3 separate regions of the Mus musculus genome follow, and regions 2 and 3 are each linked to region 1. A link is a loop called in an ENCODE intact Hi-C map of the cell type or tissue named here. Cell type or tissue: left cerebral cortex. All regions are shown on one strand.

Evidence for each region. Peaks named below come from ENCODE experiments on the same cell type or tissue, not always from the same donor. Only the 100,000 strongest peaks of a DNase experiment are listed, where the experiment ranks them.
Region 2: a loop joins it to region 1, with 2.1 times the contacts of the local background. A loop is called at or near these places in 4 of 42 quality-filtered maps.
Region 3: a loop joins it to region 1, with 2.3 times the contacts of the local background. A loop is called at or near these places in 4 of 42 quality-filtered maps.

Annotation. Positions count from the first base shown.
Region 1 is chr9:88,376,030-88,384,029 of GRCm38, reverse strand. Snx14 (sorting nexin 14) reads left to right here. Exons shown (of 29, transcript NM_001359958.2): 22 at 20-60; 23 at 152-271; 24 at 1,829-1,952; 25 at 2,146-2,310; 26 at 2,453-2,548; 27 at 3,769-3,860; 28 at 4,464-4,520; 29 at 7,091-7,275. The coding sequence ends at 7,129. Among named protein-coding and RNA genes, the nearest start is that of Nt5e, 52 kb to the right of the region's middle. In left cerebral cortex, no CTCF peak of the experiment used is centred here; a DNase peak (open chromatin) is centred at 3,741.
Region 2 is chr9:88,461,911-88,469,910 of GRCm38, reverse strand. Syncrip (synaptotagmin binding, cytoplasmic RNA interacting protein) reads left to right here. Exons shown (of 11, transcript NM_019666.2): 7 at 5,128-5,263; 8 at 6,751-6,956; 9 at 7,526-7,675. Among named protein-coding and RNA genes, the nearest start is that of Syncrip, 16 kb to the left of the region's middle. In left cerebral cortex, no CTCF peak of the experiment used is centred here; no DNase peak of the experiment used is centred here.
Region 3 is chr9:88,473,211-88,481,210 of GRCm38, reverse strand. Syncrip (synaptotagmin binding, cytoplasmic RNA interacting protein) reads left to right here. Exons shown (of 11, transcript NM_019666.2): 2 at 446-605; 3 at 1,299-1,417; 4 at 1,533-1,640; 5 at 4,024-4,137; 6 at 4,246-4,422. The coding sequence starts at 458. Among named protein-coding and RNA genes, the nearest start is that of Syncrip, 5.2 kb to the left of the region's middle. In left cerebral cortex, a CTCF peak has its summit at 4,889 (motif pointing left); a DNase peak (open chromatin) is centred at 4,859; H3K4me3 peaks cover 793 bases; H3K27ac peaks cover 33 bases.

The DNA.
Region 1 (8,000 bases):
GTTTTATTTTTAATTGCAGGAAAAATTATAAAGTCTGTTCCTGGGAAACTAATGAAAGAGGTGAATTATGAATTAATATATATTTATAAATGACATGTTTAATTATTGATGAACTGTGGTGGCTTAGCTCATATCTCCTCTGTCCCCACAGAAAGGTCAGCATTTGGAGCCATTCATCATGAGTTTCATTAATTCTTGCGAATCTCCCAAACCTAAACCGAGTCGGCCAGAACTGACGATTCTCAGCCCCACTTCCGAAAACAACAAGAAGGTACCGTATGTTATGTAAAGAGTATGTTGTGTGGGTAATGCTGAGGACAGCTGGCGGTGCGGGCTGGACTGGAGAGGCTGCAGGGTAGCCCAGGCTGGGGCCTTTCAGCCTGGTTTTTTCTGATCTCTGCCTCACTGCCCTCCTCTCAGCACTGGTGCCAGCTCATTATGTTTCCAGCATCTTCTAACCTTCTCCTCTGGTCTTCTTCCCCCTTTCCCACTATTTCTGTCTCTGTTTATTCTGATCCATCTCCAGCCAAGCCTATTTATTTTTTATCTAATCTTTTCCAGACTTTAAAAAGAGTGAATTGCCTACATTTAGAATTAAAAAAACAAACAAACACACAAAAAAACATTTCCACTCTAAGTCTACTATTGTTTGCAGTAATGGGTCACTGTTTTCTGCAGACAGTTCAGACAAAGCACTTGTGACTCCCCGCCCCATTCCCCTCCCCACCACCACCACCCTGGTCTTCTCCTTTGTTGAACGTAGAAACCCCATTACAGATAATCATAGCATAGAATAAAACATTTTCAAGAGGAAATTTTAAAGCACGCACCTCAATTTTTTTGTCTCTTCAGCCATCATTGTAAGTTGTTCTTGCCTCATAGTGTGAGAGCTGTGGCTTTGCAGAGTCAGTTTAAGACAGATACACGTGCACACCATGTGCCCGGGAGTATCCGCTTCTCTCCTGGATTCTGAGTGTACTTTCATGTTGAAACTCAGAACCCCGTGAAGAGTCAGAATCTCCTCTAGGCTAACTTCACTCTAAGCATACCTGTGAGTGAGAGAATATTGGCTCTCCGATGGATAGCATCATGGAGCACTGGCCTGGGGAAAGCATAAGGGAAGAGGGGTTATGCTGGAGTGTGAATTGCTATATGCAGGGCTTAGGAAAGAGGACTGCCAAGAGTTTGAGGTCAGCCTGAGTTACAGACTGGATTCCAGGCCAGCTGGGGCTAAGAGGGAGACCCTGTCTTAAACAGCCACAAAAACAAACCAAAACAAAAAAAAAAAACCAAAAAAACCAATTGCAGTAGTAGCACAATGGAGGTGAGGTGCTGGTGCACGCCTGTAGAACCCAGGCCTCGGGAGCCTGAGGGAGGAGGTTTGTGAGTTTGAGGCCAGTCTGGAGCTACATAGCTTTGCCACGTCTCTGCATCTCACCGAAAAAACAAATAAAAATGAGGGGGCAGAGATGCAACTTAGTGATAGGATGTTTGCCTGGCTTACTTGAGGGTCTTGGATAGGTTTAGAATATCCAAGCACCATAAAGCAGACAACCAAAAAATGGGTGAAAAACAAGGAAAAGAAAAGAGATGCTTTATGGCTAGTAAATTAACTGTTATGGCAAAAGTGAATACAAGCTTTTATTTAATGTTTTGAGAGAAATATGTGGGATTTTTTTTTTATAGCTTTGGTCATGAATGAGAAAGTTTGAAAGCAGATTTTAACTTTCCTAATGTGGCATTTTGCTGTATTCTTTTAACGTTAGTGATTACTGTCAATAAATGCAATAAACTACTTGTCTCTTTATTATTTCAACTTATACTTTAGCTTTTCAACGATCTGTTTAAGAATAATGCAAACCGCGCTGAGAACACAGAGCGAAAGCAAAATCAGAACTACTTCATGGAGGTGATGACTGTGGACGGAGTCTATGATTACCTGATGTATGTAGGTAAGGCTTAATGGTCCACGTTGTTCTTTGTTAGTCTGCCTCATGATTCAGATACAGCCTGCCTCAACTTTGTGAAAGAAATTCTTTTCACCGATTTACTACATTGGCCTTGAACATGACCACTGTTACTTTTATTCATTGATCATTCTGAGTGACAACAGATTTCAGTTGATTCTTAATTGGTCTTCCTCAGGGCGAGTAGTTTTTCAAGTCCCAGACTGGCTTCATCATCTTCTAATGGGAACTCGAATCCTCTTTAAGAACACCCTGGAAATGTACACAGACTACTACCTCCAGTGCAAGCTGGAGCAGCTGTTTCAGGAGCACCGGCTGGTCTCCCTCATCACCCTTCTCAGAGGTTCGTATGACCATGTCTGTATCATGGTCTACCTTTGTGTTTTTTTTTTTCCAGGTATTTTTAAACCAGCATTTTTATTACTAGAATATACTTGCGTATAAATTGGAGAATAATTGTATACATTTCCTGTACTCATTTTTAGATGCTATATTTTGTGAAAATACTGAACCTCGCTCTCTCCAAGATAAGCAAAAAGGAGCAAAACAGACTTTTGAAGAAATGATGAATTACATTCCAGGTATGATATTTAAATAACTCAATTGTATATAGATTGGCACCACTTTGAAGTTGCAGTATAATTATTGAAACTAATTGTTATTGTTAGTTTTTATTTTAGAAATAATATAACTCATTAGAAAACGTAATTTGGCCAGGCAGTGGTGGCACATGCCTTTAATCCTAGCACTTGGGAGGCAGAGGCAGGTGGATATCTGAGTTCAAGGCCAGCCTGGTCTACAGAGTGAGTTCCAGGACAGCCAGGACTATAGAGAGAAACCCTGTCTCGAAAAAAAAAAAAAAAAAAGAAAATTAAAGAAAAGAAAAGAGAAGAAAAGAAAAGGTAACTTGTCCGTTTGTTGATACTACTAATACTGTCTGTTTGAGATAGATTCTTGAGCTGTAGCACAGACTAGCCTTGATCTTGCAACAGTTCTTTTGCTTCAGTCTTTGTAGTGCTGGTGTTACCTGTAGGAGACTTTAGGCTCACCCCTAAAATTTAGGACACGGGTTTTTCTACTCACACACTAATCAGGGCTTTATGATTTGTCTGCTGTGTGACCCTAGCTGGCTTGGAGCTTACTGTGTAGACCAGGTTGGTCTCAAATTTGCATTTATCCTCCTGCTTCTGCTTCCCAAATGGTGAGATTAGAGCTGTCCAGCATATCTGGTCATAGACATCTTTTCTGTATGGTTTTATGTGTCTATATAAAGAGGGAGTTTAAATCCTGTTGTTTGGGGTGCTGAGGGACAGCTCGGTTGTTGAGCACATGCTGTTGTTGCAGAGACCATCACATTAGTTAGTGGCTTAGAGTTGCCTGTAACTCCCACCTCTCTGGCCTCTGTGGGCACTTACACTCAGGTGCACATCTCTCTTCACAAACACAACACATCATTCAAAATACATAGTTTAAAAATTGGTTTTGTTTTACCCTGATGTATAATAAAATATGTTTTCTAAGTCTCTTTTATCACTTAGTGGTAGTTGGTTTATATACTATAGTATATCCTGTGCATTGTGAACTTCTGAAAGGGGGATTAATAATAACTACTACTTTTTTTTTTTTTTTTTTTGACCCGACCATGAGACTTGTTTCTAGGAGGTTCTTGTAGAAACTGGTTTGAGAAATACTGACTTGGAGCTTTTATGTGGTGTCTGTGAACAGAGGAGGCATGTGGCTTTTAAGAGGCGGTTGGTGGTGAGTCACTGTGAGCTGTTTCATATGTGGCTTTCCTGTTTAGATCTGATAGTCAAGTGTATCGGTGAAGAAACCAAGTACGAAAGCATCAGACTCCTGTTTGATGGCCTGCAGCAGCCAGTGCTCAACAAGCAGGTAAGGGAGGTGGTGGGCGTTGGTGTGGCTGCTGAGCAGCGGGATGTCTGGTTTATTACCTGTGTGAGTCACTACACGACATCTAGCCCATCATTAAAATAATCTAAACGTTCAGATGGGAAAATCTGTATGTACTGTTTCTGCTGGTTCTCTTACTTCTTTGTGATATGCATGGTTGCTTAAAGTTAATATATCTTCTACCAGAAAATTTTAGATGTTTAGAAAATTTCTGACATAGTATAAACATTTTGCTAATTTAAGTCAAAGAATACCAGTTAACATTTTTATATATATAGTCGCTATATATTTTGTTGAAATGTTAATATAATATCAGTTTCATACTTGTTTATTTAAAATTTGTTCAAAACAATTTACATAGAATGGGTGAAGCATAGTAATGCCAGTTATTTTATTCACAAAGGTCTCTACTATGCATGTAAGGATGGAGCATTGTCGGTGGTGTTAGAGACACCTTTTTGCGTGTTTTGCATTGCCGTTACGTTTCCCGCTGACTTGCGTAGAGATTTACCGTGGTCCTGGCTCCCGTGCCTGTAACTTTTCTGTCTAGTTCCTTACATTTTGTTACATGTCTTTGTGCTGCAGCTGACCTATGTGTTGCTGGACATTGTGATACAGGAGCTGTTTCCAGAGCTAAATAAGGTAACTGGGAAGCAGGAATTTCTTCATTCTCCTTTGGAAAGTATATGGACATTTAACCAGAGATGAAAATGGTAGTAAGCCATTGTGACTGCAACCATTTGAAAGCTGAACAGCTTGACACAAGTGGCCTTTTGTAGTGTCCTCATCTAACACGACTGTCCAGACGTAGACTAGATTTGAGGTAACAGACCCTGGCCAGTCTCTGCCTTCAAGTTCTTAGTTCCTCCTTACCATACAAGCAGATAAGGGCCCTTTACTGTGCTTTCAGCTGAATATGTGACTAATCTTATCATCAGAATGGGCCTAGCTGTTCAGATTATCATCTGCAACATTTTCTGCTATATAAATCAGAGACGAATGTTTTTTCAACATGGATCTGTGAGTCCAAGAACACAAAATGATTTGGAGTTAGAGCATGGTGTTCTTACTATATTTAATATTGAGGATGTTGAACTTTTCTTCTTTCTAAATACAATTTAAAATTTTGTTCTTCGAACATTTCATGCACGTATACCGTGTACTTATCCATCTACCCTTTAATGGCCTAACTCCCTCTGGACCCCCTCTCTCTAATCTCCCTCCCAATTTCCTTTGCTCTAAAATAACCCACTGAGCCCAGTTAGTGTGGCCTTTATGTGCATAGGTGTGGGGGCGTCCACTGAAGCATGAGCAGCCTACCAGTGGCTACCCTCTTAAAAGGACCGTGCTCTCTCCTCTCAGATAGACAGCCATCAACTGAGCCCACCCCCATGTATCCTAGAAGTTCTGCTGTGTGTGTGGTTTTTAACTTTTTTTTTAATTGATGATTGTGTATTTGTGCACCCATCTGCATACATATATAAACACACCACGATGCAAGTGTGAAGCTCACAGGAAAACCTGCTGGATTGGTTCTCTCCTTCTACTATGTGGGGTCAGGGGCCGAACTCAGGCTGTTGTTATTTATTATTTATTTATTACTTTTGAGATGTTGGGGATTGAGACCAGAGGGGTTTTTTTTCAAATTTTTATTAGGTATTTTCTTCATTTACATTTCAAACGCTATCCCGAAAATCCCCTATACCCTCCCCCTGCCCTGCTCCCCTACCCACCCACTCCCACTTCTTGGTCCTGGCATTCCCCTGTACTGGGGCATATAAAGTTTGAAAGACCAAGGGGCTTCTCTTTCCAATGATGGCTGACTAGAGGCCAGAGTCTTAAGTATGGCTGTTTTTATCCTGTCCAGTGCCCACAGCTACTGTGAGTCTATGAGTGTCACAGCATGTCACAGCATGCCTCCCCATCTTAAGGCACTGGCATTCCCTCTTCTTAGATGTGTCCTGAGCCTTAGGACGTGGGAGTTGATACAAATGTCCCGTTTGGGGCTGAGCTTTCATAGTCACTCACTCTTAGCACTCTGACCAGCGAGGAGTCTATGCTGTAACTACTGCCCACAGCAAAGAGTAGCGCCTCTGAGTAAGGCTGAGAGCAGGGCTCGTCTATGGTATAAATACAAATATTTAGAAGGTACTTGGGCAACAAGGCTTTTTGGCAAATACCTCCTAGGGCCTATGATTTCTTCACCCATTGGTTACTGACCGGATTTACAGTATCAGGCATGAGTTCGCTACTGAGGAGCAGCCCTCAAATCAAATCAGAAAAAGGTTTTTTAGCCCCATAACAGCCTTGCTACTATCCTAAGGTCATGTCTTGCCGGGCAGGTTCACATTGTTGCTTGCAGGGTTCAGCAGTTGTTGGTTAGCCCACCACTGATCGCTCTTCTTCCCTAGCAGCCTGTGTAGGACCTTTTGAAACTTCGAAACCTCGCCAGCAGGGAGGAAGTTCCTTAGTTCCACACTGAGTTCTTTGTGGACTGTAAGCCAAGTGTGTGGTATCCTCATAAATAGGAGCTTACTGTCCAGTCATGGTGGGCAACCGTGTGTGTGTGTGTGTGTGTGTGTGTGTGTGTGTGTGTTAATAAAAAAGTCATAGCAGTTCTCCTGTCTGTCATCTTAGGAGTTGTGATGAGCTGTGGTTATAAGTGTTTGGCTTGTCACATGGGTGGTGGAATCAGATTTCTTGTTCTCATAATTGCACAGCAGGAGCTGTTAACTGCTGAACCATCTCTCTAGCTCCTTTACTTTTTGACTAATCCATTTAGTTAGATGAAAAACAAAACCAGGAACTGTTCAAGGTTGTGGCATTGTAATGAAAACTCACTTCTATAGAGTAGGGAAACCAGATTTTGGCTGTTCATCTATTGATTGGAAACTTCAAATTTTAGTAGTATTAAAAGTATTTTTAAAGGAGGGTGGAAATGTTAATATTTATGTTAAATTGCTTTAGAATGAATACCAGAAAGCTTTTAGTTCTGAGGCTTTTATTAGGTCAGAGACAAAACATTGCTATTAATTGCTGTTTGTGCCAGGAAGGGTGTGGATTACTGTGTGTGTGTGTGTTTGTGTGTGTGTGTGTGTGTGTGTGTGCACACACGCACATTCACATAGAGTATTACTATAGTAGAGCTTTTAGGAATTAAAAATGAACCTTGTGCTATTGTCTCCTATTAAATGGATTTATTTTTACTTTAGGTACAAAAGGAAGCTACCTCCATGACATCCTGGATGTAAACACTTGGTATAGAATAACATACCAGAATAATAGAAATGTACTTTTCACTTTGTATATTTTTATAAATATCATGTACTTTAGTGTTTGGAATATATTTTTTGTTTTAATAAAGACTAACAAATAGCAATAAAAAGTGGTTTAGGTATTACGGCCTTTTGTATTTACTGTCTTGATTTTACTAAAACATATGCCACTTATTGCTAGGGCTTTTTGAGTCTCTCTCCCTCTCTCTCCTTCTCTCTCCCTCCCTCTCTGTATGTGCAGTGTGCATGTGTTTGTGTGTGTTTGAGTACATGTGTGTGGATGCTCTTGCCCACGTGTGCACGTTTGTCTGGCGACCTGAGGTTGGTACTGGGTGTCTTTCTCTATGACTGTCTACTTTGTTTACTGAGGCAGGCTCTCTCGCTGCCTCTGGAGCTTTTAGTTTGCTGCTCATGCCCTCTCCAGTCTCTGCCTCCGGAGTACTGGGATTATAGGCATGCCCACAAACCTTCTGACTTTTATGTAGACACTGGAAATTCAAACTTTGGTCATCATTCTTGCATGGCAAGCACATTGTCTACTGAACCATTCTGCAGCCCTGTGTTGCTGTTTTTGAATGAAAGCAAACAAGTAAGACCCACAGTCTTTGTATTCTTTTGCGTCAAATGCAATTGTATTTAGTGTGAAGAAGCAAGTGGGCCAAGGTTCAAAGTCTCTCTTCTGTGTGTCTAGCCATGCTGGTTCATGTATATACATACACAACACATTTTCTTCTTCTTCTTTTTTTTTTTAATTAGGTATTTTCTTCATTTACATTTCAAATGCTATCCCAAAAGTCCCCCATATCCTCCCTCCCCCAACTCCCCTACCCACTCACTCCCACTTCTT
Region 2 (8,000 bases), 86 kb before region 1:
AAAAAAATCAGGAAATAGGGTTGGGGTTGGGGATGTAACACAGGAGATACCATAAAGAAAAGTTTTTCTTTTGATAATGCATAAATCAAGTGTGTGATGCATACCTATAATCTTAGCACCCGGAAGGAAGAGGGCAGCAGGATCAGAAGTTAGAGGTTATCTTTGTCTATCTAACAGCCTTGGATATGTGAGACAAAAAACAATGTAGAACCAAAACCCAGGGATTGGAGATATTGCTCAGCTATTATGAGCACATACTGTGCTCACAGAGGACCCAGGTTTTGCTTATAGTATCCACTTAGTGGCTCACCATCATTTGTAACTACAGTTCAAGGAGATCCAAGACCCTCTTCTGACTTCTGCTGTTACCAGGCACATAAACAAAGCCAAAACACTTGTACATGTAAAATAAATACAGCCTTACCCCAATAACAAAAGAAGCAAAACCTAAGAAACCAAAACTAGGAAAGTGGACGGAAAAGTGTGTATATTTTGTATTATGCTGGTAAAGTGGAGCCAGTGGATGGTGGCTGCAGGGTCTATGACAACAGTACACCAGAGTGAAAATAACCTGGTGAAAAATACTCTGGCTAATATCTGGGTTAACACTGATAGATGAGATGTCTGCTTGCATATTGACAATGAATTCTATTAGTATTGACTTTTTGGGAGAGGGTTTTACCTCCAGCCTCCTTTTAGACACTCAAACCACATACCTTACCTTTGTGTTTTGTCTGGTGGTTTGTAGTTAAAGCATGCATGAGGCCAAGGATCTTGATGTGAGTTTTTGAGGCTAATTTGTGTTGTTACAGGATGTTGCAAACACAAACATGAGTACATGGATTTGTGTATATTCTGCCATCATGTGTGTATAACCATAAATGGCAGCTGGCAAGGCAGATTCATGAAATATTTTAACAGGAATTTAGAAAATAGTTGAGAAATTACTAAATTGTATACAGTTTTCTTTATTAAATTTCAGCACATAGAGCGCAGTACTTTGTTTATTCTCACTGCCTCCTGTGTTTCTCCCTGGCTAGTCTACTTCTTTCCCTTTCTGCCTTCATGTCACATGTGTTTATAAGTCGTATAGTCATTATATGAGAGCAAATATCAGCATGACAATTTATACTACAGATTATAAATTGTTGACTTTAGAGAGTTTATGTGGACAGGATAGGTTATCTATTTACAACTGAAGTGCAAGCAAATGGGGCAAAAGATAAAGGAGAAAGGTAAAAGGATAGTTCACTTGGTTAAAGTTGGTAGATGAAGCTTGAAAGATTGAGTAGCACAATGAATGAAATGTGGCTAGTTGCAACAGTGGAAATAAGTCTGTAACAAGTGACAGAAGGTGATTGCTTATAAAACTCAAAGCTCTTGCTCAAGTTTTGAGCCTTGGAGTGGGTAGCATGACACGAATGGTTGAATAATGGAAAGTGTTTGAATGAAAAAAACTTAAGGCCAAATGAAAGATTACAACAATAGAAAGAGGTCACAGGTTTTGAAGAAAAAGATTGTAGTTTGGATGAGAAAATTAAGAGTCTGAAATATTTGATAGCCTAGGTAAGATAGTTCACAAAGTATAGATAAATCCTTGTATAAGTGATGTAAGTAAAGTGAGGCTTAGCTGCTAAGGTAACAGACTATAGGAAAGATGTATATGTCTGTGGGTGGATTAATTAGTAGTCTCCTCAATCTCAGTTTGTATTTACCAATATTATATTGTAGATGACACTTTGAAGTGATACTTGAGAGTGCTGACTTCTTGGAGGTAGGTAGTTTTGCTTGCCATTATTGGGAAAGAATGATCAGTCAAACATAAAGAACAACGTAAGTCCTGAGCATCATGTGCAAGCATATGAAGAGTTGCTTGAGTACGGAAGCACATTTCACTGTAGAATTTTTAAGGAGCTAAGTTTTTTGCCTCAGCACAGAGAAAACTTTCTAATTAATGTTTTAAAATAAATAGGCTTTGGTGAGAAGAGTAAGACCGAGTAACCACTTGAATCACAATTCAAACCTGACATTGTTAAATTTGTGTGTGTTTTGTCTTACCTGTGTGAGACTATGTGCAGGTGGTCATTGAGAGACAGTTTTTGTCGTGTGTATGTGTGTGTGTGTGTGTGTGCGCGCGCGCGCACAGGTGCTCTTTAGACATATTGTGTTGTGGGTACCTGCGTGCATATGCTCACAGCTGCTCATGTGCCACTGTGCTTACAGAGCTAGCTGCTGGTAAAAGCACAATCTTAGGTGTTGGTCAGTCTTCTTGGACCTTATTTAGATTAGGGTATCTTTGTGGTTTGCAGTTATGTATGTATGCCAGGCTAGCTGGCCAGTGATTTTTTTCCAGGGATTGTCCTGTTTCAGCCTCCTATCTTTGTAGATGTGCTGTTATTATAGTGCTACTGTGATGACTTTACGTGGATTCATGGGAACGCTGGGCCCTATGTTGGGTTGGCAAGCACTTTACCCTCCTGAGCCATCTCCCCACATTGATGAATTGTCGGAAATTTATTCTTTTTCATCTTGAAACTTTGAGATCCCATTTTGCTAAATATGAACATTTTGGTCATCCTTCATACCATCATGCTGTACTGATAGTAATAGCCTGAAAGTGCCAGTGTCTTAAGTTAGAGCCTGTCATTTTAACTTAGACCTCATAAAATCAGGTTATTTGTACTCTTGCTATTGACTCAGGGTTGCTTGCCCCAACTGAGGCATGTATTCTCTTTGCTCTCCTTGTCTCCTCCCCTCTCTTCTGTCCTTTGTAGTCTGTCTGTATAACCCTTGCTGGTCTCCTGCCTCAGCCTTCCAAATGATAGAATTACAGGTGTGTATCACTGCCCTCAGCTTTTTGTTCAGTCAAATATGGGTGAAAAGTTTTATTCAATAAATTACAACAAATCTTATTGTTCACAGAAATTTGTCAATCATAAAATCATATTTTTAACCAGTGTTGATGCAGGCATGATGTGATAGTTTAGAAGGAAGGACATTACTTAGAAGCGGCATTCTAATGGTGGTTGAAGGAAGTACTTGCTACTTTACAGATAGGTGGCTTCCCTTAAGGTTTTATTTTTTCTCTTAGACATGGGGTCTCTACGTAGTCTTGGCTATCCTGAAACTAATTCTAAACCAGACCAGGCTGCCCTTCTAATTCCAACAAAGAGGTCTACTTACTGTGCCTCTGGAGTGCTGGAATTAAAGGTGTGGGTGGATATCACACTCAACCCTTAGATTTTCTTTTCTTTTTTTAAAGAATTATTTATTTTATATATACAAGTACACTGTAGCTGTCTTCAGACACACCAGAAGACAGCATCAGGTATCATTACAGATGGATGTGAGCCACCATATGGTTGCTGGGAATTGAACTCAGGACCTCTCGAAGAGCAATGTTCTTAACTGCTGAGCCATCTCTCCAGCCCTAGATTTTCTGATAGCTATTGCTTTGATGAAACTTTTGTCTTGCCTTTCCTAGGTTTCTCCTAAGGATTTTGATTGCTTTCGATAATAATTTGTTGGTTTAACCGAGACATTAGTTTTTTCTTTTCTCTTTTGCTTTTGATACAGGGTCTCCTTATGTATCCCTGGCTAGTCTAGAGCTCATTGTGTAGACCTGGCTGGCCTCTAACTCGAGAGTTCACCTGCTTCGCCTCTGGGATACTAGGAGTAATAAAGGCATGCCATAACTTGTTTTTGTTCAGTTACAGACCAGATGACCAAATTAAAAGCAGTTAATACGACTAAGGAAATCCAACCCCCAACTCTGTTTTTTAAGGTTTAGAGGTTCAAAACTTACGTGTCTGAAAAGCTCTGTATATAAAGAAATGAAAACTAGCTTGGATTTTTAGTATCTCTGGGTATAGTAAACAGAGACTTGAATTTCAGCACTAGTGTTTTATGTGAATGGGTGTTTTGCCTGCTATGTATGTGAACCACGTGTGTCTGCCATGTATGTTAACTGTCAACTGCAGACCAAGATGAGGGCACTGGAGCCCCTGGAACTGGAGCCATTGTATGGGTGCTGGAGGAACCCTGAGTCCTGGAGGACTAACAAGTTCTTTTAACCTCTGAGGCATCTTTTTAGCCCTAAGATTTTCTTTTCAGTAGGCAAAAACTGAAACTTTAAAAGTCACGTGTTTGATATGAAAATGGAGAATTAGATGTGAATCTGTAATTAGTTTGATCATGAAGGTAGGAATCTGTTCTGAACTATAGATAAAATAATGTGAACTTTAATTTTGATTATCTTTTATTTATTTTTGTATTCTTTATTGAAACTTATTACTAAAGGATGTGGGAATGAGAAAATGTATTTATGCTATGGTTACCTTGGAGGGAGGAAACCTGATCATCTTGAATGAGATTTCCTTGAACTTGAACAACTGAATGGATGAATGATTTTTAGAGGTTAAGATACTGTGGAATCAGTATTACAGTATTCAATAAACTAAACAGGTATTAAAACCATGATTTTGTTTGGTGTTTAAGGGAAAATCTTTGGATTTCAGATTCATTTATTTTCTTCCTTCCTTCCTTCCTTCCTTCCTTCCTTCCTTCCTTCCTTCCTTCCTTTCTTTCCTTGTTTGTTTGTTTGTTTGTTTGTTTTTTGATTTTTTTGAGACAGGGTTTCTCTGTGTAGCCCTGGCTGTCCTGGAACTCACCTTGTAGACCAGGCTGGCCTCGAACTCAGAAATCCACCTGCCTCTGTCTCCCATGTGCTGGAATCAAAAGCTTGCGCCACCACTGCCCGGCTATCATTCTTTCTAAAATAGGAATTACAGTAAAATGTTTATTTTATTATTGGATATTTTACAAAAAAATTCATTGTGGTATCCCTATACATTTCTAGAATGTAATTTGATCATGTCCAAACCTGTTTCTTTTTACCCCACCTTGTATCTTTTTTTTTTCCTTCTGCATTCCTAAGAGTTCACCTTTTTATATGCTTCTCCTATAAGGAAAAGATAGACTTTTTAAAAACTGAAAATACACGATACAAAGTGTTGTTAAAAGTTTTTTTTGGGGGGAGGAAATAAGTTTTGTTGGCTAATGATTGAGAATCTTTACAGTTAATAGCAAATTGATAAATTTAAACATGGTATACCTTTTCTCTTTCAGTATAATAATCATGAAATTCGTTCCGGGAAGCACATTGGTGTCTGCATCTCAGTTGCCAACAATAGGCTTTTTGTGGGCTCGATTCCTAAGAGTAAAACCAAGGAGCAGATTCTTGAGGAATTTAGCAAAGTGACAGGTAAGTTGGATTTAATTAGCAAAAGGTACAATTTTTTTTAGTAATGAAGAAAACTTGTGTGTGTGTGTGCCAGGTATTGCTCTAAACATTTTTGGGGAAAAAAACCCTAATTTTCACCTCAGTTTTATGAATTAAGTAACATTGTTATTTAGAGAAGCAAACACTGGGTTGGAGAGATGACTTGGCAGTGAAGAGCACTGGTTACTCTTTCAGAGGACCAGAGTTGGATTTCTAGGACCTACTTGATTGCTCTTAACCCTCTGTCTTCTGGCCTTTGCAGGCATCAGGCACAGACATATCTTCAAGTAGAACATCTATATATACAAATTTAAAGAAGAAAAGATAAAGCAAGCGCAGGTAGAGGTTTAGGGGAGTAATTTCATGGCATTTCAGATAATTTAGGACTACAAGGTTAGGGTGTTCATCTAGGATTAAGTTTGATTCCTATCACTACATAAAAGCCAGATAATAGTGTTCCAGGCACACCTGTCATTCAAGTATATGGGGAGAGGAGGCAAGGTAGTTGCAAGTTCAGGGTAGTAGTCTGTTGCATAGTGAATTGAGGCCAGATTGTTCTGCATGAGACACTGTGTAAAATTTTAGACAGAAGACAAATTCAGATTTAGGGAATATAATATAATCTTCAAAATTGTTGGATGTCTTTTGTATGTATTTCTGTTTTTTATATGTTAATTGTTAAATATTAAGGAGGATTGAGTGCTTTAAGCAGAGATGTTAATATGGTATATTTTTTTAATTGAACTCTGTACAGTGTTTAGAAAGTTAGTCTGCTAAGTCTCTAGAAACAGAAAAGTGTTTGGTAGTAGCAGTATATCTTACTGTTTTTCTTTGAAGTAATGCAATTGATAGTTGAGAGCAGAAGTCATTTAAATAAATTTTTAGACCTGGCAAAATAGCTGGACCTTTATTCAAAAACACATAAAAACCAAGCACTGTGGATATATTTCATTAGTAATATTTTTGCTTATGCTGAAGACCTGGGTTCTTGTACATGTCACTACTCCTTCTCAAATAGAATTTTAGTGTGATGAATCAGTTTAACTATGTTTGACAACGCTTGCTGATATTTTTCTAGATTATAGAAGTTTTTTTTTCTTCCCATTTTCCTCTGATGGATTTAGTGGAATTAAAATGGTCCTCGGGGCAAGTTAAAAAAACTGCTTTTGTTGGTTTAAAATTTGGGCAAGTTTGATATGGAAAGTTATTGGAGCCTTTCCTTTGAAAGTTTGTTTTCATTATGTAGTTCAGGTTGGTTTCAAATTTATGACCCTTCTTAACCTCCTAAATGTTGAGATAATAGGCAATGCATGTCTTTGATCCTTTTCAAAATAATCATCCTTTGTCAAAGTGTCTAGTTTAGAAAATAAGATTATTTCTCACTTTTATTTAATATAGTATCTTGGTTAAACACAGCTATTGCTGTTACATGTTTTTGTTATTGTTCCGGAATGCTTGTTTAATTTTAGAGGGTCTCACAGATGTCATTTTATACCACCAACCTGATGACAAGAAAAAAAACAGAGGCTTTTGCTTTCTTGAATATGAAGATCACAAAACAGCTGCCCAGGCAAGACGTAGGCTAATGAGTGGTAAAGTCAAAGTCTGGGGAAATGTTGGAACTGTTGAGTGGGCTGATCCTATTGAAGATCCTGATCCTGAAGTTATGGCAAAGGTAATTTTACAATAATTATTTTTTTGTGTAGTTAGTAGGAGGGGCTTGAGATATAATACATATAAAAAATTGCATGCCTTGTTTTAAGTGGTAGTTTTTGATGGTAAAAGTATAGTTGCTAGGCAATTAGAGTTGTACACTAAGAAATGCCTGTGTGTATGGAAAGTGAAAATAGAAATAACTCTTCATAGAGTTATGTTTAGTTGTGTTAGAAACTATCTTTTTCAGGAGTTGCATCACTTAAGTTTCTGATCCTCTATATATAGTCTCTCACATACTCACACATTTGTATTAAAAAGTTGTAATCCCAACATGTGTGTAGTTTTACTTCGTTTTAGTTTACTTAACTAATGATAACTGAGTACTGTTCAAAGTATAACTTGTTTAATACCTGTTTTTTGAGGCCTCTTTGATTTGACCAGCACCGCACTCCTTATTACTTACTAAGAGGAGTTAAAACTTACGTTCTTTTAGTGGTTGTAATTTTAGTTAACTTATAGAATTTATGCTTTTGGAAATTGAACTCTAGTAATATTTAGGAAATTTGATTTTTTTTCTCTTAATTTCAGGTAAAAGTGCTGTTTGTACGCAACCTTGCCAACACGGTAACAGAAGAAATTTTAGAAAAGTCATTTAGTCAGTTTGGGAAACTGGAACGAGTAAAGAAGCTAAAAGATTATGCTTTCATTCATTTTGATGAGAGAGATGGTGCTGTCAAGGTAAATAAGTTGTAGACATTCCATAGGCATCTAAATTAAAACAACATTTTTAGAAGTCTATGTGCTTTAGAAATTGGAGGCAAAGTTCAGGTTATGAAGTCTGTTCAAGCTGGGCAGTGGTCGTGGTACAGCCTTTAACCCAGGACTGGTGAGGCAGAGCAAGATGGGTCTCTGTGAGTTCAAAGCTAGCCTAGTCTACAGAAACAGTGAGTTCTAGAATTGCAGAGGATACGCAAAAAACAAATCCAATTAAGCAAATATTTATTGGTCTCATTATTTTTAAAGTAAAAATAGTGAAAAGGAAAATCTTTTAATAAAGCCAAAT
Region 3 (8,000 bases), 97 kb before region 1:
TGTGAGCGCTTTGTTCTTCGCTGGCTGTTGTTACTGATCTATAAGCGGCAGGCGGGAAAAGCGCACTTTCTGGTTTACCTTGGAGAGAGACAAGCCCAGCGTTGCTTGCTTCACACACCTTATTCTCCGTTTTGGAACTGCTGCATGTGGCAGGCTGGGCCGGTCGCTGTGCTGATTGGGCTTCATTTGTAATAAGGTTTTTCTCAGTGAGTGTTAGCAGGTGAAGTCAGGGGTGGTGCTCAGGAAGAATCTAGTGAATCGGTCCTTCTGTACCCGAGCTCCAAAATCTGGCTTGTCAGGCGATAGTGATTTTAAGGTTTCTTTCAAGGGAGGTTCAGGCTGGCTGGTTGTAGTTAAGTGGTAGAGAAAGTAAAGATTGGGACTGTCATTGTCCTCTATTCTGTTTGAAGATCCTAGTTTAATTTTGCTTATTGCGTTTGAACAGATCTCTGGAAACATGGCTACAGAACATGTTAATGGAAATGGTACTGAAGAGCCCATGGATACTACTTCAGCAGTTATCCATTCAGAAAATTTTCAGACATTGCTTGATGCTGGTTTACCACAGAAAGTTGCTGAAAAACTAGATGAAATTTACGTTGCAGGTAAGAACTAACACTTGCAAAATAACATTATGAAATTTTTCTATTGGATTTCTGGCTTTGAGCTAAAATAGCAACTTTTTGTGGTTTCCAATAAACGTGGGAACTGGAGCTTTGCCTTGTTCTGATAGTTGGTTAATTTAGGTTTGAGCTTAGAGGTTAAAGTGTAGAGGGAGGGCTGAAATGGGGGAATAGACCTCCCTAGGGGAAGGCTGTCTGGCCTGATGGATAGTATATGATAGTAGCAACAGCTGCTAAATGTTGAGAGGAGCCCATGTGACTTTTTGAGGTATTTTTATAGCAGGATTCTTGTTTAATAACTTGGTAACTGTAGGCTAGTTCTTGTCTTTCTTGGTGTGGTGGTTCCTTTTTCTAGTGGTTCTTGACTTTGAGGAGAGGTTCAGTTGTTACACTTGGTGTTGTGTTGGTTGACTTTAGGATTTGTAGGCCTATATATTTACTGTAGAAATATTGCAGTGTTCAGGACTACTTGGACACAAAAACAGGATATAATACGTTGACTCCTTTCTGTGTGGTTAAGAGGACTTTAGTATGTTTTTCATTATGTAGATAAGGGGAGGGCAAGGAGGGTAGAATCATTGTCATATGTGTACCTGTATTACCCAATGCAGGACTCTGATGAAATAATTTAGAAAATTTAAAAGGTGATAACTCACTAAATTTTTTCTTCTCCAGGGCTAGTTGCACATAGTGATTTAGATGAAAGAGCTATCGAAGCTTTAAAAGAGTTCAATGAAGACGGCGCATTGGCAGTGCTTCAACAGTTTAAAGACAGTGATCTCTCTCATGTTCAGGTAATGTTAATTTCATGTCAGTGTAGAAAGAATTAAAAAAATATTTTTGATGTGTTAATTTAAATTTATTAGACATAAACTTAATGTTAAATATGAATGGTAAATGTCTTTACAGAACAAAAGTGCCTTTTTATGTGGAGTCATGAAGACTTACAGGCAGAGAGAAAAACAGGGGACCAAAGTAGCAGACTCTAGTAAAGGACCAGATGAGGCAAAGATTAAGGTATGTCCCTAAAGCTTTCTGTGGCTTTAAGTCCGTCTCAGTTATTTACTAACTGTTAAATAGTCCTGAAGTGTGGCATGGGGTGTATATATTTCTAAGGTTATTGTCTTGTAATAATTAGACTTTGGGAAGTACTATATCCGGTTTTATTTTTGTTTTTTTCAAAGTCATTGACTTTTGTCTGGCCACTAAATCCAACCTGTGCGGTCAATTCCAAATTGTAAGAAAAATTTAAAGCGGGTTTTTTTGTTTTTGTTTTTGTTTTTTGTTTTTGGCTAGGGTCCCAATGAATTTAGAATTTAAGAATTGTTTCTTTTATTGGGTTATTTCTACAACCATCTATGGAAAGCATAGACAATTGGTGGGAGTGAAAGTATCTTTTGTTTCAGGTTGGTTGGATTTAAGGTCACAGGAAGATTAAATGGCCTCATAATTAAGGTAGTGTTCTTGGTGAGATTTTAAAGTTAAAAGAGTATGGTTTATATTAGTTTTTAGTTGGTATTCTTTAATAAGGTACCACTTCTTGAGGCAGGGCTATGGTTTAAGAAAACCAGTTGCTAAGAAGGGCATAAATGTATATTTTACCTGTATTGGAAAAGAAAGCGTAGGTCATGTGGACAAGATTGGAAAATGAAATTACTAGTTAACAGAAATCATGAGTTTTACACATGATTGTGAATGAATTTAGTTTTCCAATAAAAATGGGGATTATAAAGCCAGGCGTGGTGGTACACGCCTTTAATCCCAGCAAGGGAGGCAGAGGCAGGCGGATTTCTGAGTTTGAGGCCAGCCTGGTCTACAAAGTGAGTTCCAGGACAGCCAGGGCTACACAGAGAAACCCTGTCTCGAAAAACCAAAAAAAAAAAAAAAAGGGGGGGGGGATTGTAATCTCTATTGCAATTGTGTCAGTGTGATTGGAAAATTTACTAAGAATTTCTGAAAAGAGTTAGTTGGTGCTTAGATTTGAACTTGGGGCCTTAATGCTATTAACCACTGAGCCATTTCTCTAGCCCTTCATAGTGTTATTATACCTTTAAGGAATAAAATTTGAGTGCTAATAAAAAAGCTATTTAGATCATACAGCTTTTTGTGAAACTTTGATTCAAAGTTTATGAATACTTTTTAAATTGATACATTTGCATCAATCAGTTTATTGGGGGGGGAATAGGTTACATTAAGCAAACACCCTATATATAGTCCCTCCCACAATTTCATATATAATTCACTTTGAGTAAAACAGATTACATTATGGGGGATTGAGGTGACTCAGTCTCCAATCTCTTAACAACATTTTGATAAGTTTCGTGATATGGTCTTTTTACTTTGTCAGCTCATACAATAGTTTTGTTACTTAGAGAACTTTCATAGTTGATAGATTAGAGAACGGGTATTTTGTGCTTAAATGGCTAGACAGGTTACATATGTTTTTTTTGTCACTTGTATCTGTAATGATGTAATAACAAGTTGAGGGAGATAAATCTAGACTTATGGTTGTAGTTTCTCTTTTTTTTGGTTTTTTTCGAGACAGGGTTTCTTTATGTAGCCCTGCCTGTCCTGGAACTCACTCTGTAGACCAGGCTGGCTTCGAACTCTGCCTCTCAAGTGCTGGGATTAAAGGTCTGCGTGCGCCACCACTGCCCAGCTTATGGTTGTAGTTTCTTATTGCTTTTCAAAATCATTGTGGCTATTTTCTTCTTAATGAAGCATGTTTGTGACACATAACACTTTTGACAGAAAGTAATAGAAAAGCTTTTCATATAGCCTCCCAAGTTTATAGACAACGATTTAAGGCATGGAGCAGTATCTTTGGAGGTGACAAAATGCCCATAAATGGTATTGTGTATCTTGGGGTGGGGTATAAGAAATCCAGAGTTGGGTAGTAGTCAAATTGTTGCAGTTTTAATGAGGTATTCCTTTTTGTTTTTTTCCTTGTGTGTGTGTGTGTGTGTGTGTGTTTTGTTTTGAGACAGAATTTCTTTCTCAATGTAGTCCTGGCTGTAACTCTGGAACTGGAACTCTGTCTCTGTAGACCAGGCGGGTCTCAAACTCTCAGAGATCCACTGGGCTCTGCCTCCTGAGTACTGGGATTAAAGCCATGCTTGCTTTTAATGAGGTTTTTCTTAGCAGAGTGGATATACATCTTGCAGGTTGCTGATGGATTGATTTTAATTTTTATTGCTCAGTAATTAACTGGCCAATAAAAACTGATATTCACAGGAATCTGAAATGTTGATGATATACATAAAAGGGAGAATTCTAAAACAGATCTTATAAATTTGTATGGAGGAATGTTGCTAAGATAATGAAATATTTGAACGGGATTGACTTAAATAATAACTGTATTTTGTGAATGAAGCATTAATAACATTTTGAACTTTTCAAGGCACTTTTGGAAAGAACAGGCTACACACTTGATGTGACTACAGGTCAGAGGAAGTATGGAGGACCACCTCCAGATTCCGTTTATTCAGGTCAGCAGCCTTCTGTTGGCACTGAGGTAAAGAAACTTAAACTTGTACCATTTGTAGTTAAAAAAAAAAAAACCCACAGCTATCTAGTTTCCTAAAGAATTCTTCATGATTGTGAATTCATATTTATTTTCCAGATATTTGTGGGGAAGATCCCCAGAGATCTGTTTGAGGATGAGCTTGTTCCATTATTTGAGAAAGCTGGACCTATATGGGATCTTCGTTTAATGATGGATCCGCTCACTGGTCTCAACAGAGGTTATGCGTTTGTCACTTTTTGTACAAAAGAAGCAGCACAAGAGGCTGTTAAACTGGTAAGTTGGTTTTTTTTTTCTTCTACCCCCTTTTTTCCCCCCTATGCTTAATGTCAGGTTTTTCTTACGTATTTTATCTGGTGGTTTTTTTTTTGAGGTGCCTTTTTATTTTCCTATGTATATATCATAGAAATATTTTATAATATTCAGAATCTATAAGATGGTGGTACAAAATTTCTAGTTAATGCATCTGGCTTTGGGAAGTTCTGTAAATTTAAAGGAATTAAAAATGATGTGGCTTCCAAAGATCCCCCCCCCCCCCACTGGACCACATTTTTCATTCAGCAGAAATTAACAAAAACACCCTTATACTTTTGAATACATAAGTAGATAAACAAATAGGACACCTATTAGAAACATTGGCTGCTCTTCCCAAGGCCTCAGGTTCAACTCTTTTGAGTACCCACAGGGCAAGTCAAAACCGTCTGTAACCCATCTTTGGGAATTTGATGCCCTCTTCTGGAGGTACCAGGCATGCATGTGGTGTACAAATATGTGAGCCAAACACTCATATACTTAAAATAAAAAGCTAGTACAATTAAAAAAAAAACCACAGAAGACACCAGGATGACATATTTCTAGGTAGGACCATAAAAGATTTTTTATTTTTTGTGAGTGGGGATGTTTGGTTTAGAAACAACCAGATGTTAGAGAACCTAATTTTTATTTCTTAACATTTAAACATCTTCAAAATTAGGTTTATGTAACATTAATTTTCTTGTAATTCTGTGACTCAAAAAGATTGAGCAAGGTAACTAAATTTCTGTACTGAGACATGAGGATTGTCATGATTGAGGCCAGCCTGGTGTGGTGAGAAACCCAATAGGAATACACACAAGTAAACAACACACCCCAAAAGCAACAAGAGTAATTAAAGAAAGAAAAGCTATTAACTTGAGAGCAAGCAAAGGAGTGTGTACATTGGAGGAATTGCATTAAATATTATAAAAAAAGTTTACGTTCCGGGGTTAATTAAAACTTAATTAAATATGTTAACTTTTTTGCTATGTTGCTCTGGCCTACTTGCCCTTGCTTTAGGCCAGGTAACCTCAAACTCCCAGAGTATCTTTCTGCCTCTTCCTCCACAGACCTGGTTGTATCATTTTTGTGGACAACTCACTATCATATTTGTTAAATTTGGCTAATCTGTTTTGTGGAATCTAAACATTTAAGATATTTAGGTTGATTTCTTCTGAAAATTTTTAAAGAGGATAAAACAGGATATTTGAATTAGAAGTTAGTTTTCTGAGGTTTTTGTTTTTGTTTTTGTTTTGGATACTGGCTCATACTATATAGCTCTGGCTGCCCTGGAACTCAGAGATCCACTTGTCTCTGCCTCTGTAGTGCTATGACTAAAGGCAGACACCACTATCCTTCTAATCTTATTTTTGAAATCTGGAATTTTTATAGTCTTTTTTTTTTTTTTTTTTTTTAAGATTTGACAATACCTATATACAAAATATAACCATTGTTAACCCCCACCCCCTTTCCTTTCCCTGCTTTATACCCTTCTTTCTCACTGACTCCCTTCTTCCCACCTAGCATGAGCAGGAGGCTGTTTTCTGGACAAATAAGTACTTATTTTATACCACTAAAGAAAATGACATCCTTCTTCCCTGTAGCTGGTAACTTTCAAATGCACTTCAGGGACGAGTTGGGACCTCCTGAGTCCTCCATCATCCTTGATGGCACAGTCTTGTACATGAGACCTCAGCTCTTCCATATCTGTGATTGCAAAGGATATACCATTTCCAGAAATCCATGCTTCATAACACTCCCCCCAATTTCCAACTCTTGATGGTCTTCTCCCAATTCTATACTGCTCCCCCTAAGCTTTGGAGAGGGCATACTATGTACCATTTAGAACCAAGCAGTCAACAGTCACTTATTCTCAGCAGCTTGACCAGTTAGAAAATCTCCATTAAGCATCTTGCTTTGCTATAAGAAATGTTTGTGGCCAGGCAGTGGTGGTGCACACCTTTAATCCCAACACTTGGGAGGCAGAGGCAGCTGGATTTCTGAGTTGGAGGCCAGCCTGGTCTACAGAGTGAGTTCCAGGATAGCCGGGGCTACAAAGAGAAAACCTGTCTCGGAAAACCAAACCAAACAAACATGTGTTTGTATGCCCAAGGTTGAGAGCAGCACTAGTTTATGGGTATAAACATACATTTTTAGGAGCCTGGAGAGATGGCTCAGCAATAAAGGACACGTAGGTTCTTTTGGAGGATCCCAGTTTATTTTCCAGTATCCCATGGGGTTGCTCATAATTTCCAGTAACTGACTCCAGGGGATCCAGCACCATCTTTTGTCTGTTTGGGTAGCTGTATTCAACATAGTCAAAAGAAAAAAAGAACAAAACAAAATTTAAAAAGAAACCCATAAATGTTTAGAAGACAGTTTTATTAAATGTCTACATAGCAAAACATAAGCAGAGGGCCAAAATCTTTGGGTCTGCCTATGACCTCCCCAGGCGTAGACAAGTTGATCAGGTTTATAGTATTAGACCTATATTCTCTTGGATGGAGGTGGCCTCATATCCAATTAGAAAGTGGTTGGTAGACTGTAGTTATTGCAGTCTTTAGTTTCATGGCCTAATCATAGCACACCTAAACTAATAATTCTGAAATACTGTAAAGTTGAGAATTTACTAAAAGGATCTTTTGTAGCCCAAGGATAACCTTGAACTTGCTATGTATTCCTGATCCTTCTGACTCCACCTCTCAAGAGCACCTTGACTGGTTCAAAATCAAAAACTTGTACATCTTTCTGATTTTCAGATTTGGTATGCTTACCACCATTTTTAAACAGACCTCAAGGAGAAAAATAAGTATATTTTGGAGTTCTCTATTGCTTGCATCTATGTCTTGTCCTAATGAGTAAAATTGAATGTGTAGGTTTACTGTTAAAGTATATTTCTTGAAACAAAATAGATTTCTATAAAGAGAATTCAGGAATTTAGGAGCTTTTATTTTTACTTTTAAAATATGGCTTTCCTTCTTAAAAGTCTGCTTCTCATTCAGAGGGAAGGATATAACTCTCCAGGGAGCTATTCATTGGTAGCCTGGCAAACCTTTGAGCTGCCAAAAGTTTACTTTTGTCAGTTGAGGTGAAATGAAGGACTGTAGAAAGAAATACTTTAGCTTATCGTCCTAGGACTAGGATGAGGACTTAGTGACCCAGTGTTGCTATACCAGCACCCATGTAAACAGCAGGCTTGGTGATCAATTTGTATATCACAAGCCCTGGGGGATGGAAACAGAGAATCTCTTTAGCTCATTTGCCAGCTATTTCTAGTCTGTGAGCTTCACATAGATTCACTGAGAAATCTAGTCTCAAAAGATGAGAATTGATAAAGGAAGATACCCAGTATCAACTAGACTGCATACACATTCTGTATATGTAGACACAACACATTAAAATCATCATTTGCTTGGGGTATAAAAATAACACCACTTTTGCTAGGTGGCAATAAAGTAGCTTAAAAAGTTTTTTTTTACATGTATGGGTGTTTTTCCTGCATGTAAATCTGTACCACTTGTGTGCCTGGTGCCGGTGGAGGCCAGAAGAGGGTGTCGGAT